Linked DNA regions of Homo sapiens: region 2 is linked to region 1. The links are chromatin contacts, found by Hi-C or POLR2A ChIA-PET in ENCODE. All regions are on one chromosome and are shown on one strand. The core of a region is the stretch at or near the end of the contact, and the rest is flanking DNA. Distances in the headings are between cores, read along the strand shown.

The links. A loop is a pair of places that touch in the nucleus more often than their neighbours do. ChIA-PET counts read pairs that join two places held with the same protein, here RNA polymerase II (POLR2A). Pooled maps may share reads with other maps.
Region 2: a map of endothelial cell of hepatic sinusoid shows a loop between it and region 1 (6-fold over the local background). The contact joins two enhancer-like sites. A Hi-C loop is called at or near these places in 1 of 168 maps with a recorded cell type or tissue (endothelial cell of hepatic sinusoid) and 4 of 50 pooled maps. POLR2A ChIA-PET finds 5 or more read pairs at or near these places in 7 of 52 experiments (A673, HEK293, Panc1 and 4 more).

What each region holds. Positions count from the first base shown.
Region 1 is chr22:41,776,053-41,783,497 of GRCh38, forward strand. It overlaps MEI1 (meiotic double-stranded break formation protein 1), which reads left to right. Exons shown (of 31, transcript NM_152513.4): 21 at 50-215; 22 at 2,656-2,760; 23 at 5,232-5,342; 24 at 5,633-5,793. Among named protein-coding and RNA genes, the nearest start is that of CCDC134, 21 kb to the right of the region's middle. RefSeq lists enhancers at 5,264-5,313, 5,324-5,423, 5,574-5,623. Within about 2 kb of position 5,204, at least 12 of the 41 ENCODE cell types and tissues checked have a DNase peak (open chromatin) inside an H3K27ac peak, as active enhancers do.
Region 2 is chr22:41,879,097-41,886,541 of GRCh38, forward strand. SREBF2 (sterol regulatory element binding transcription factor 2) reads left to right here. Exons shown (of 19, transcript NM_004599.4): 10 at 1,620-1,896; 11 at 5,746-5,915. Among named protein-coding and RNA genes, the nearest start is that of MIR33A, 18 kb to the right of the region's middle. Within about 2 kb of position 4,940, at least 4 of the 41 ENCODE cell types and tissues checked have a DNase peak (open chromatin) inside an H3K27ac peak, as active enhancers do.

The DNA.
Region 1 (7,445 bases), core at 3,954-6,453:
CCCCAACTGCAGTACCCTCTGATCTCTGGCTTTCTTCTCTCCTGCTCAGGACCTCATCTATTCCAGCCCAGTGGACACAGCTCACAAGGTACTGATTAGCCTGAGGACCTTCCTGAGGAGGAATGAGGATATCCAAGTGGGCGGTCTTATCCGAGGCCACTTCCTGCTGATCCTGCAGCGTCTGCTAGTGGAGCATGGGGCATCCCCATCAGGAGGTCAGTCTGCAGGTGCTGTGGGCACACTTTGACCTGAAAGCCAGTCGAGAATGGGCATCTCTACCCTTGTTAGGTCTGCTCCAGGAGAGAGAATCAGGGTTTTATCTGAAAAAGAAAGCCAGGCCATTGTGGCATCAAGCTAAACTTCACCTCCTTTCTCTCACTGCAGAGTGGGCGTACAACATGCTTGGTTTGCTGTGTGTGTGTTTAACATGAGTGGATGTGTTTGATGTGTGCATGCATATCCCCACCCTGTGCAGCATGTGCTCAGTGTTGTTTGTCACAAGCATGGCAGCCCCCTGTGGGAAGAAGAAAGTGAGAAATCTGGAGGAGGATGGAGGCAGCAGCAGTCCGCAGGGGCTGGGGAGGGAGGTGGATCTGTGATGTGTTGGAAGCTCCTAGTGAGATCCGGGGGATTAGTTTCCAAATCTGGAATGGTACTCACTGGAGTCAAGGAAGCTTGATGTTTGGTACAGTATGGAGACACTGAAAATTTGGATTGGTTTATTTTATTGTATTTATTTATTTTATATTTTATGTATTTATTTTATTATTATTTTATTTTTGAGACAGTCTCACTCTGTCACCCACGCTGGAGTGCAGTGGCAAGATCTCTGCTCACTGCAACCTCTACTTTCCAGGTTCAAGCAATTCTTGTGCCTCAGCCTCCCAAGTAGCTGGGACTTACAGGTGTGTGCCACGACACCCAGCTAATTTTTTTGTATTTTCAGGAGAGACGGGGTTTCACCATGTTGCCCAGGGTGGTCTCAAACCCCTGAGCTCAAGTGATCCGCCCACCTCAGCCTCCCAAAGTGGTTGGATTACAGGGGTGAGCCACTGCGCCCAGCTTAGTTTTTTTCTATTTTTAGAGAAGCTGAATTTTAAAAATAATTTTTTTTTTTTTTTGAGAGAGGGTCTCACTCTGTCGTTCAGGCTGGTGTGCAGTGGCGTGATCTCGGCTCACTGCAACCTTCACGTCCTGGGTTCAAGTGATTCTTCTGCCTCAGCCTCCATAGTAGCTGGAATTACAGGCATGCGCCACTGCACCTGGCTAATTTTTTGTATTTTTATTAGAGGTGGGTTTCACTATATTGGCCAGGCTGGTCTCGAACTCCTGACCTCAAGTGATCCGCCCGCCTCAGCCTCCCAAAGTGCTTGGATTACAGGTGTGAGCTACCACACTCGGCCTAAAATTATATTTCTAAGCAAAGCGAAAGGCAATCTGTGGCTACCTGACAGAGGACTGAGGGTTTGGAAGTAGATTTAAAGGTGTCAAGAGGAGATGAGTTATTTCTTTTCAGGGAAGGACAAGCCATGTTTAGCTGATAATACTGGTTAAGAACCTTAAGATGTAGTGGAAACATAGTGGGAAGGCCATGGGCATTGGATTCAGATTTGGGTCTATTTGGGCCATAGACTGGGTGACTTATAAACAACAGGAATTTATTTCTCCCAGTTTTGGGGGCTGGGAAATCCAAAATCAAGGTACTGAAAGATTCAGTGTCTGGTGAAGGCCTACTTCCTGGTTCATAAATGGCTGTCTTCTTTCCTTCCTTCCCTCCTTCCTTCCTTCATTCCTTCCCTGCTTCCTTCCTTCCTTCCTTCGTTCCTTCCTTCCATCCATCCTTCTTTCTCCTTCATCTTCTTCTTTCTTCTTCTTCTTTTCTTCTTCTCCTCTTGTTCTTCTTCCTCTTTTCCTCCTCTTTCCCCTCCTTCTCCCCTCCCTCCTCCTCCTTCCTTCCTTCTCCTCCTTTCTTCCTTCTCCTCCTTTCTTCCTCCTCCTTCTCCCCTGCCCCCCACAGCCTTGACCTCCTAGGCTCAAGCAATCCCCCAACCTCAGACTCCTGAGTAGCTGGGGTTATAGGCATGTGCCAGCATGATGACTTGTCTTCTTACTGTGTCCTCACATGACAGAAGGGGTGAGGGAGGGAGCTCCTCGCAGTTTCTTTCAAAAGGCCACTCATCCCATTCATGAAGATTCTACCCTCATGATTCAGTCATCTACCAAAGGCCTCACTTCCTAATACTATTACATTGGGGGTTAAGATTTCAACATGAATTTTGGAGGAACACAAACATTCAGACCACAGCATCCTGCCACTTTCTGGCTGTGGGACCTTGGAGAAGTCACTCAGCCTCTCTGAGCCTCAATTTTGTAAGTGCAAAATAGGAATAACAATCCATGCTTCACATTTTGTTTAGTGGGATTAAATGAAATAATGAATTCCTGGTACCAACCTATGTCTGGCACTTAGTATATCAGTTACGCCTGTTCTAAATGAAGAAAGAAATAGGAGTAAATCCCAACAAAACACCTCACCCCTTAGGAAACAAAAAACTTTGAACCTGTTATTAAGGGCCATTGAAGCAGGGCAGGGTGTCTGACCTTCAGGTGATCTGAGCATCAGGCTTCTTGCCCAGTCCTCCTTGTTCTTCACAGCCTCGGGGAACCTACCATTGCTGCTGAGCCTCCTCTCCCTGATGCAGCTCAGGAATGTGTCAGAGCAAGAACTGGACAGCGTGGCCATGAAGCTCCTTCACCAAGGTGCCCTGGCTGCTTGGGATAGCGCCCAAGGGCCCAGGGCTGGACGTGCAGTGGGTGCTCACTAAGTAGGCTGGTGTTCTTCTTTCTTCTACTCTTTCATCCCTTTGGAAGAAGCTAGTAGGTCAGTCTGTCCCTAGGGTTTTCTTGCTAAAGGACCTCTCAGGGCTTTCTCTGCTTGTTCTCTGGGAATGTTTGGGAGACACCCTACCTCTGCAAAAAATCAGCATTATGAGGCCAGGGGGGTGCTCATGCCTGTAATCCCAGCACTTTGGGTGTTTGAGGCCGGAGGATTGTTTGAAGCCAGGAGTTCAAGACCAGCCTGGGCAACATAGCAAGATCCTGCCTCTACAAACTGCCAGGCCTAGTGGCTCACGCCTATAATCCTAGCACTTTGGGAGGCTGAGGCAGCATGTCGTTTGAGCTCAGGAGTTCAAGACCAGCCTTGGCAACATGGTGAAACCCTGTCTCTACAAAAAAAATACAAATAATTAGCTGTGTGTCGTGATGCAGACCTATATATAGTCCCAGCAACTTGGGAAGGCCGAGGCGGGAGGATTGCTTGAGCCCAGGACGTCAAGGCTGCAGTGAGCTATGATCTCACCACTGCACCCAGCCTGGGCAATGGAGTGAGACCTCGTCCCTAAAACAAACAAATCTGTATGACAGGCACAAGCTCTAGAGTCAGGAAGGCCTGGGTTTGAATCTCAGCTTAGTCACTAGCAATCATCTAGTCTCTGTGAGTCTTAGGTTCCTCATAGGTAAAGTAGTAGTACTTTCCTAAACTAGGGTTAAGATACGGAATACTTATCTAGTTGTTAAGATAAGGAATACTTATCTAGTTAGATAGAGAATGTCACACAGTGCTTGACACACAGTAGACCTTCAACAGATCCTATTCATGCAGATTCCTTTTTTCCTGGCACAAGGTCAGCTCTCCAGCTCATCCTACAATTGACTCAGATCTGATGATCCAGTTCACAGTTCTCCAGGCTTTTTTCTTACCCACACCCCAAACCTCCTCGGTTTCTCAACTCATGATGCTGCCATCACTTCACAGGCAGCACCTGCAGGAAGATTTGCTGAGGGAAGGTTGAAATGAATAGGAAAAATGACATGTCTTCAGTGTTTGTGGACCCCCCAGCTCCTGTAGCCACAGGTGAAGATGGGGCATCTTCCCTGCCTGGAGCCCAGTCCACCTCATGAGAACATCAGTGTCAGATTCAAAAAAAGGCCACTGGGGACGCATTGCAGATGGCCTCAGCCTGGTGCCAGTCATCACCAGCCTGTCTGTGAGATCAAGGCTGACACTAAGCTAGGAGGGGGATCTGTGTGTGACAAACTCAGCCTTCAGAAGAGCCTCTGACAGGGAGTAACAGGCTGAAACCCACACATGAAATGTAATAGGACATTTACATATAATCCTTGAGCACTTCTATATGACAGCAGAGAGTAGAGGACTGTGGTTCGGGGTGGAGGTACTGGTGTGGGAGGGAGCTGAGACCTGCTTGTCTGGGTGAGCACCGAAGTCAGGGTGTGATGTGGCTGCCAAAAAGTGAATGGAGCTGTAGGTAGGTTTCATATTAGGATGGGGATAGGGAGATGGGAAGTGGGAGTTCCCAAGAGTAAAGGGATATGTTCTATAGATATCTACAGTGTAATGTTGCACTGATGAGGCCTGGGAGAATGCAGAAGCACATCTAATCTTGCCTTGAGAGGTTAAGGAAGGCTTCAAGGGGGAGATGAACTTTGAGCTGAATTTTTTTCTTTTCTTTTTTTTTTTTTTTTTGAGACAGGGTCTCACTCTGTCACCCAGGTTGAAGTATAATAGCATGATAACTGCTCACTGCAGCCTCTACCTCTCGGGCTCAGGCGATCCTTCCACCTCAGCCTCTCGAGTAGCTGGGACTACCAGTGTGTGCCACCATGCCCAGCTAATTTTTTGTATTTTTTTGTGGAGAGACGGGGTCTCACCACATTGCCCAGGTTGGTCTTGAACTCCTGGGCTCAAGCAATCTGCCTGCCTCTGCCTCCCAAAGTGTTGGGATTACAGGCGTAAGCCACTGCGGAGGCCTGAGCTGAATCTTGATTGCTGACGGGGACAAGAGGAGTTAGCTAAATGAAGTGATGTGAGAGAGGGGATGTGGCAAGTGCAGGGAACTGCACTTCATTCGACTGTTAAAGTTCCCTTGGGAAGGTGGTGACGATGTTCACAGGATGGATCCCTTTGAAATCCTAAAGTCTTTCTGTGATGTGCAGCTGTAGGCTGCTTGCCTGATGTTTGTCTAGATGGAGGGTGTGAATGTGCCTTAAGGTTTGTCACTGTGTTTCTTTCCATTGGTTGTAATATCAGGGATACTTAGTTTGTGCTTGCTCCCCAAGACTGACATCTGAAATAGCCAGTCGCAGGCTACCACCTATGACAAGTGTGAGTGTTTTGCGACAGGCCGACTGGGGACTTTCATCTCTTGCAGTAAGCAAGCTGTGTGGGAAGTGCAGCCCCACTGACGTGGACATCCTGCAGCCCTCCTTCAACTTCCTGTATTGGAGCCTTCATCAGACCACACCCAGCAGTCAGAAAAGAGGTGCAGGGGCCCGGGCTGGGACAGTGAAGAGTGCTGGGCAGTCTGTGGTCCTCTGTATCTCAACTTTTTCATCTTAAAAAAACAAATAGGGTTGTGTGTGTGGCTGGTGGTCATAAGGTCCTTTCTGGCTCTAATAACCTGAGCTTCTGTTATGAAGCTGGGACCCTTAGAGCCTCAGGATGATCCTCTGTTTGTTTGTGAAGCCCCAATCAGGTGCTAAGCACCATAGTGGCACTTAGCTGAAGCTCCTCTGTAACTCCTGTGGGCCCTGCCTTGCCCACCCCCGACAGCTGCTGCAGTGCTCCTGAGCAGCACAGGCCTGATGGAGCTTCTGGAGAAGATGCTGGCCCTCACCTTGGCAAAGGCAGATTCTCCCAGGACTGCACTCCTCTGCTCTGCCTGGCTGCTCACTGCCTCCTTCTCTGCCCAGCAGCACAAGGGCAGTTTGCAGGTTAGTCTTTAACTCCTGTGGCTTTGAGGCATGGGGTGGCACTCAAAGGAGTGTTGAAGATCCTGAGTTCTGGTCCCAGCTCTGGGGGCTTATTAGCTGTGTGACCTTGGCAAGGTATTTACCCTTTCTGAGCTCAGTTTCCTTTCCTACAAAATGGGGAAAACATCTCAGGATTGTTGTGAGGTTGTTTCATATTAATCCACTTAACACATAAGGTTTACCTACACTCCAGGCTCTATTCTTGGCACAGAGGAATAAAAAATGAATATAGCATGTGTCCTACCCTTAGGGAACTTGTAGTCTTTAAGGATAAGATTGTACTCAGCAAAGATAGTGGGAGAAGGCATTCCAAGTAGAGAGAACAATATGAGCAAAGGCATGAAGCTGCACAAATTCAGGACATGCTCTGTATATTTGGGGAGTGGTGAGGTGCTCTGTGTGATGAGAAGGTGGGGAATGAATGGAGCAGAAAAGACCAGACGGGGAGGCAGAAGCCAGCCTGCGACCTTAAAGTGCAGCATGGCAAGCCGTGGAATGCCACACATGGTTAACTGTCATTATTACTGTTCGAGAAGGTGATGCAGGGAAGAGGAGAGCAGTGGACTTATCCACAGAGCACCTCCTTCCCCTCAGCCCCTCCCTCTTGTAGGGCCTTGTCATCACAGTGCCCTGCGTGAGCTCCTCTGTGGGCTACTTCTCATGGAAACCATCTGCTAGCCTCTGTGGTATCCTCACACTGCGCCCAATACTGTGCCAATCTAGTGATGGGCACACAGAAGTGACATGAGTTTTAAACTTTGGCCTCTAGAGGGGCAACAAGCTGTGGCAAATCTATGCTCTGGCAAATCCTGCAGGTTGTTGCCTGTGGTTGGTTTAGGACAGAAACCTTTCCTAATTTTCCGTGTGAGGCTGCTGGGCTCATCCAGCTGTCTGCAGTCACCTGCCTAGGAGAAAACTTGCATTTTGTCCTTGGCTCTGCCCTGGCCCTCAGCTCACACCTAGGCAATTACCTGCTCCTAGCTACCTCCAGTGCCCTAACTCAGGCCTGATCATTCGTCCTCCCCACTAATGTGACCTAGTTACAGTCTCCTGGCCACCCGCCTCTTCCCTCCTCTGCATGTCCTATCATTGCAGCCACAGTCTGTCCTCACACCCCTTCTGCCCAAGCTCCTTCAGCAGCCTTTTTGTCCTCCTCTAGGCCTGGCCCTCTGCAGCCTTACTTTCTGCCATTCCCACCCACCTTCCCTGTCCTCTGGCCAGGCATTTGTGCTTCTCCCAGTCAGCTATGCTCCTTCACATTGCCATACCTTTTTTTTGTCTGTTTTGTTTATTATTAATAGACTTCATTTTTAGGACAGTTTTAGATTTATAGAAAAATGGTGCAGGTAGTACAGAGAGTTCCCATATAACACCCCCCCTCACCCCCGACACACATACACAGAGTTCCCTGTTATTTTATTTTTTCAGACAAAGTTTTGCTCTAGTTGCCCAGGCTGGAGTGCAATGGTGTGATCTCGGCTCACCGCAACCTCTGCCTCCTGGGTTCAAGCGATTCTCTTGCCTCAGCCTCCCTAGTAGCTGGGATTACAGGCATCTGCCACCACACCCAGCTAATTTTGTATTTTTAGTAGAGACGGGGTTTCTCCAAGTTG
Region 2 (7,445 bases), core at 3,690-6,189, 100 kb after region 1:
GTGATCCTCTCACCTTGACGTCCCAAAGTGTTAGGATTACAGGCATGAGCCACCACGCCTGGCTGAGTCAGGGGGCTCTATGAAATAGACTGAGTAAGAGATGATGGCAAGGACCTGGAATTAAAAGGAAAGGTTTGAACTGAATAAGTATTTGAAATGTAATATTTGGAAGGGAAGTGATTAGTGACGTTGACTCAAGGATAAGAGAGGCTCCAAGATGGAGTGGACTCCATCTAGGCCATGTTGCCTGGAAAAGCTGGAAGAGGCCCCTGTAGAGTGAGCAGTGATTGAGAGGCAGGCCATGGGGACTGAGCAGGGGCGGGGCCAGAGTGTTTGGGAAGCATGTCTGTCAGCAGAGGGTTCTTAGGGAGAATTGGACTGGGGAGTCAGGAGGGGTAAGAGCCAAAGACTGGGACTTGGGAATAGCCCATCTTTGAGGGAAAGGCAGGGGAGGAGCCAGGGAACACCTGCCTCCTTTGGAATCTGCAAATGCAGGTCCTTCTGGCTGGAAAGATAGAGGCACCTTAGAGACTGTTGCTGTGAGGACATCTTTTCTTTTCCCTTGTCCAGTCCTGTAATGATGTGGGAAACAAAGCACAGATAGTGTACCAGCTGCCCAATAGAGGAAAATAGGAGAATTTACTTTCATTTCCCAAGACTATATAGCCTGTCCTCTAGTTTCCAGCAGTGAGAGAGAGAAAGCGAGCGGTCTCCAGTACAGTGCCGTAGACTCTCCATTAGACCCTCTCAGGTTGACAAAGATTAGTTCATCTGAATCCTAGAGTAGGGTAGTTTAGCTGTGAGTTTGCCTAAAACCATGGTTCTCAAACTTCAGCAGGCATGAAGCCGGGTGCTGTGGCTCACACTGAGGTGGGGGGATTGCTTGAGCCCAGGAGTTCAAGACCAGCCTGGGCAACATAGCAAAACCCCCATCTCTAAAAATGAAAAGAAACGCTTTAGCAGACATGGCATGAGAATCACCTAGAGGGCTGCAATACCAGAGATTCTGATTCAGTAGCCCTGGGGTAAGGTCCAAGTGCTTGCATTTCTAACAAGCTCCTAAGAGCTGATGCTACTGGCCTCTGGGGGCCACACTTTGAGACCCTGAAAGCCTAAAGGATCATGCAGTTCATCTAAATCTGTGTCACCACCTTATGTCTAAAAGCTACTGCTGGCCGGGCATGGTGGCTCACGCCTGTAATCCCAACACTTTGGAAGGCCGAGGCAGGTAGATCACTTGAGGTCAGGAGTTCGAGACCAGCCTGACCAACATGGTGAAACCCTGTCTCTACTAAAAATACAAAAAAAAAAAAAAAAAAAGTGCTACTCTGAGGGAACTCTGACCAGCATTTGCTCATAGAACAAACGCACGCAGTACAATCTCAATCGAGTAAAAAGTCTGTAAGGAAATACCTCAGAATGTCAGCAGGGATTCTTCCTGGGGGATGAGATTATAGGTGGTTTTGTTTTACTTTCTTGTAGCTTTCTGAAGTTTCCCTCGTTTTTATGAGTGTGCACTAATTCCTCTGATAATTGGGGGCAGGGGGAGTAGAAGTCTATATCAAAACAAAAAGCCGGAGCAAGGCCAGTGACCATTAACACCTTTTGATACTTTGTAGGGAGATTTTGCAGCTGCTGCCGGCAACCTACAAACCTGCCTGGCAGTTTTGGGCCGGGCACTGCCCACCTCCCGCCTGGACCTGGCCTGCAGCCTCTCCTGGAACGTGATCCGCTACAGCCTGCAGAAGCTACGCCTGGTGCGCTGGCTGCTCAAGAAAGTCTTCCAGTGCCGGCGGGCCACGCCAGCCACTGAGGCAGGCTTTGAAGACGAAGCTAAGACCAGCGCCCGGGATGCGGCTCTGGCCTATCACCGGCTGCACCAGCTGCACATCACAGGTGAGGGGGCAGCTGCTGCTGCCTGGCTTGCTGCAAGGCATCTCATGCTACCTCTCCTCCTTAGCTTGATTTGCCAGTTCTGCACCCTAGCTGAAGTCCCTTTAACGCTACTCTTTTAGAGTGGCTAGACCAAGCTTCTACCTGTTTTCACAGCTGTAAGGTTGGCTCTTTGCTTTAGCTCATCAGTTCTCAGATGCACATGTTTTCACAATAACATCACTATACTCAGGATGTGTCCTATAAACAGTGGCACATTGTAGATAAGTTGGCAGTGTTTTTCTTTAGTGATACTTAAATTAATGGTGAGACTTAAAATTGCTGACATCTTAGAGTCAATGAAATATGATCATCTGTTTCATTCAGTAAGCTCCTGCTATAATAGGCAGAGAGGTCAACAAATGAATGACAGTTCAGCGTGAGTATGTTAGACTTAGCAGAAGGAACATGTTTTCGTTGGGAGGGAGTGGGTACCCGTTTGGAGGGTTTCAAGAAAGGTTTTCTGGGGAAGTAGAGTCTTGGCTTTGCATGGAAGGATGCATAGAGGTCACCAGCTCTGCAGGAGATGAGCCTCTGGGCAGAGGGATGTTCCCAAGGAGGAGCCCCACCTGGGGTGGCTCTTGAGAATAAGCCTTCAGTGGTCCTAGAGGGAGCCAGGGCACAAAGGCAGTACTCAGACCATGAAGGATTTGGATGCCAGGCTGAGGATCTTGTAGTGTATCAGTAGGATTCAGTGAAGAGCATTAGGAAAATAGTGATATGATCAGGTTTGTGCTTCTCAAGTTTAGAAGAGTCAGGCTGGGCATGGTAGCTGGCTCACACCTGTAGTCCCAGCACTTTGGGAGACTGAGGCAGGAGGATCACTTGCACTCAGGAGTTCGAGACCAGCCTGGACAACGTGGCAAAACCCCATTTCTACAAAAAATACAAAAATTAGCCAGGCTTGGTGATGCACACCTGTAATCCCAGCTACCCAGGAGGCTGATGTGGGAGAATCACTGGAGCCTGGGAGATCAAGGCTCCAGTGAGCCAAGATTGCACCATAGCACTCCAAAAAAAAAAGTTTAGAAGATTCACTCTGATGGCAGATAAGGAGTGGATCCCAGAGGATCAAGGCTAGAGCTAGAGAGGCCAAATAGAAGCTGATGCAGATTAAAGATGAGAGTTGCTGAAAGGACAGATGAGAGGAAATTAGAAGGTGGAATTGACTGGACTGGGGACTCATTGGACTGATGGATGGGGACAGTAGTCAGCTAAGACGGTTCCCTGGTTCTTCCTTGGGAGTTTGGGTGAGCGATGGTGCCACCAACAAAGGTAAAGAAAATAGAAGGAAGAGCAACTTTCCAGGAAAAGGGTGGTGAGTTCCCTTTTGGACACTTGCCTGTGAGATGTGGAGGTGAGCTGGACATGCAGGATCTACAGCCCAAAGAAGACTACAGGTGAGAGTGAAAAGCAAGGGAGCCTATGAGAGTGGATAGGTGAAAAGGAGACCCTCAGGGCCATTCAGAAGAACACCCTCATCTAAAGAACAGATAGGCCATCGCGGTGGCTCACACCTGTAATCCCAGCACTTTGGGAGGCCAAGGCAGGTGGATCACCTGAGGTCAGGAGTTCGAGACCTGCCTGGCCAACATGGCAAAACCCTGTCTCTACTAAAAATACAAAAATTAGCCGGGTGTGGTGGCACGTGCCTATAATCCCAGTTACTCGAGAGGCTAAGGCAGGAGAATCACTTGAACCCAGGAGGTGGAGGTTGCAGTGAGCCAAGATGGCACCACTGCATTCCAGCCTGGGCAACAAGAGCAAAACTCCATCTCAAAAAGAAAGGATAAAGGCTGGCACAGCAGTTCACATCTGTAATCTCAGAACTTTGGGAGGTCAAGGAAGGAAGGTCGCTTGAGCCCAGGAGTTTCCCATCAGCCTGGGAAACACGGGGAGACTCCATCTCTCCAAAAAAAATTCAAAAAATTAGCTGGTTTTTGTGGTGTGTGTCTGTGGTTCCAGCTACTTGAGAGGCCAAGGTGGGAGGATCACTTGAGCCTGGGAGGTAGATCGAGGCTGCAGCGAGCTGTGATTGTGCCACTGCACATGCATGCAGAGATGAACAGATAGAGGATGGGGAGTCAGGGGCAGAGGCTGCCTGAGAGGAGCAGTTGGAGAGGTCTGAGGAGACACTGAGATGCTAAGTGTTGGAGGAGCAAGGTCAGAGAGTTGAGGAGGGGAGATTGTTGCTGGGACACCCAGTAAGATGAGGGCCAGGAATAACAGTAGGATGTGGTAACTGGAAGGTGTTAGATACCTTGATGGCAGTAAGGAGCTTCAGCCAAAAGTGGAACAGAGCCAGGCAAGTGATGTAGGAGTGACCAGGAGATGAGACAGTGGGGCCATTGTGCAGCTTTAATATGTGGGCTCATGGTAGAATTTTAGCAGAAGGTCCCTATCTGCAAATTTGCCCCGCTGTTATCTTGTCTGTTCCTCAGTGTGCCCTTGGGACAGAATAAGCCCATACTCAGGTCTCTGATCAGGCTGTGTCCTCCTTGCTGCCAAATTCTGGAGAATTCCAGCTGAGAAGCTTTACGTCACTCATTCCTTCCATACTCACTGGCATTCCCTGTGTGAGGCACTGAGGGGACAGAGGTAACTACAGTATGGTTGCCACACTGCCCTCTCACCTCCCTTCCTGTGTCTCCTGCAGGAGGAACACCTGAGGCCAGTACAGAATGGAGTGTGGAGGCTGAGATCTCCCTAGGCTGATAAAAAGACAGGGAGGCAAGGCAGCCCAGGAGGGGGAACACAGGGCTGGATGAGCACGGGAAGCCTGGCTTTGCCACTGTCTGCACCTTGACATGGGCACTTCCTCCCCTGAGGCAAGGAGACTGCTTGCCCTTGTAGTGAGGACCAAAGCCAGCAACAGTATGAAAGCCTCACGAGAGCTGTGATGGGCCCTTGTGCCTGTGCAAGGATACTTTGTTCCCTGATTAGGGGATCAGCCCCAGATGGGCCACTGTGCACCTCTCATAGGGGAGGGTGTGGTAAGCCTTCCTGGCCTCCCACCCACTAACCCAACATGTGTTCAGCTGTCCTTGCTCAGTTTACGTCACTTCCCCCTCAAACGGGTATGTGTTTGTGTATTGTGAAGGCGGGTTTTTTTTTGGCTTTTTTGGGGGACAGAGTCTCGCTCTGTTGCCCAGGCTGGAGTGCAGTGGTGCGATCTCAGCTCACTGCAACCTCCGCATCGCAGGCTCAAGCAATTCTTCTGCCTCAGCCTTCCAAGTAGCTGCAATTACAGGCGTGTGCCACCACGTCCAGCTAATTTTTTCTATTTTTAGTAGAGATGGGGTTTCACTGTGTTTGCCAGGCTGGTCTCGAACTCCTGATCTTAAGTGATCCGCCGGCCTTGGCCTCCCAAAGTGCTGGGATTACAGGTGTGAGCCACTGGCACCCAGCCACATTGTGAAGGTTTTTTAATGAAAATAAATTCAAATCAGTTCATCTAAAAAAAATTTCATTACCTCTGTTGAATGTTTGGAAACACACAGTGTGGCTGTGCTGCTGACATTGTTATGTTGCACTGTGCGCCTCTGAGTCCTATACAACAACCTGCAATTGTGACAGCTCTGGGTGTGACAGAAATGGGTGCCATGTTCCCAGCTACCCTGTGAGGTAGACAGGAACACACAGCCAGTATATCACAGAGCCTGGCATCCCATCCTGTGATCAGGCCTGTCTGATCACAAAGTTCACCTCGCTTCTCCCCTGGTTCCTCTCTTACTTTGATCGTGCTGGAGAGAGCAGGAAAAAGTTTGGTTTTGGGGCTCCATCAACAATAGTGTCTGTTTCTGCCCACCCTAGGGAAGCTTCCTGCAGGATCCGCCTGTTCCGATGTACACATGGCGTTGTGTGCCGTGAACCTGGCTGAATGTGCAGAGGAGAAGATCCCACCGAGCACACTGGTTGAGATCCATCTGACTGCTGCCATGGGGCTCAAGACCCGGTGTGGAGGCAAGCTGGGCTTCCTGGCCGTGAGTACCCTTCGGTTCCCTTCTGTAAACCTCCCCTGAGCACTTACCTAGCCAGGAGTTAAGATGCAGAAGCAGTTATGAACCCCCTTCCCCATCAGGTGCTGCCCACCTGGAGGGGTAGGCAGGCATTCATTCAGTCGCTCATTTCACCAGGACTCCCAGCAACCGATAAAACAGACCAAAATTCCTCCCCTTGTGGCCTTAATACCATAAGCCTTGTAGGCAGGACATTTTGGTCCCCTGAGGTAATATGAGGTAATATGAAGATTGGTTCAGCAATAGCAGAGCTACTGTACTTGGGGGTTAATATGCAACTTTTCTGTTCTTCAAGTGGTCATAAAAATTCTTAGAATCCCCTGGTTATGTCTCATGGTTCTTTCATTTACTCAGAAGGTATTTATTGGGCATCTTGTATTGATCACAGCACTGTGAATCCAGAAATAAAAGCCAGTGCCTTTGCCAAGCTACAGAGTTAAAGAAAAGAAAAATGAAATGAATAAAAGTAAAAGAAAACCTGTGCCTGTCTACAAGGAGCTCAGGTCAGACGAGGGCAGGGATTGTGGCTATCAAGCACCTCCCATATGCCTAGCTAGGAGCCAGGCTTGGGAACTCTCAAATGGGTAATTCCCGGTCCTTGTTATCAGCTAGCTCACAACATGCTGACCTCAGGCTTTCTCTTACTCTAGCAGAAACAGGTATGTTTTACTTTGTGTCCCACTATGGATAGACTGCTGAATACATCAGGTATGTTCAAGCATTACCACATCTCTATTTGTTTCCGTATCTCAGTAACAGCAGAGATGAGCTGAGAATGAATCAGAACGTGCCCTGTAGTGACATTGATATATTTCCTGAGGTACATCACGATAGTCTAGGGGACAAAGGGCGCAGGGAAGCCCAGTGTACTCTTTATGTCTACACTTGATCTTAGCCAGAAGGCTGAGAAGTGATACTTTTTATGTCTTACCTCTGTTTCTGGTGACTACAGATAAGAGACTCATCCCTTGATTCACTCATTCAGCAAATATGACTGAGCACCGTCTCTAAGCAGGACATTTGCCTTGTCCTCAGGGAGCATAGTTGGCAAGGAATCTAGACAGCAGCCCTTCTTGAGCTTGACATTGATCTTCTCATGAGGAGGACTGGGCTCCAGGTGGGGAAAGAACCCCATCCTCACTTGTGGGCTAGACGACCTGGGAGTCCACAGACACTGAAGACACATCATTCTTCCTATTCATTTCAACCTTCCCTCGACAGATCTTCCTGGGACCAGGTCTTCAGGACAGTGTGAGCTAGGGTGAGCTCCTGAGCTGGTCTTGGGGGAAGTCAGGGTGGGCTTTCTGGGGAAGGTGAATCTAGGCTGACAGCAGGAGGCATTGATGAGATCTCTCTCCTTTTCAGTTTATTGAAGTGCTCTGGGCTGATGTCATTACATTTGTAACTTCCATGCCCCCCAAAAATGTTTTGAAGACATTCATTTTATCAAAATACAACATACATGCAGAAAAATGCCCACATTTTAACTTACGG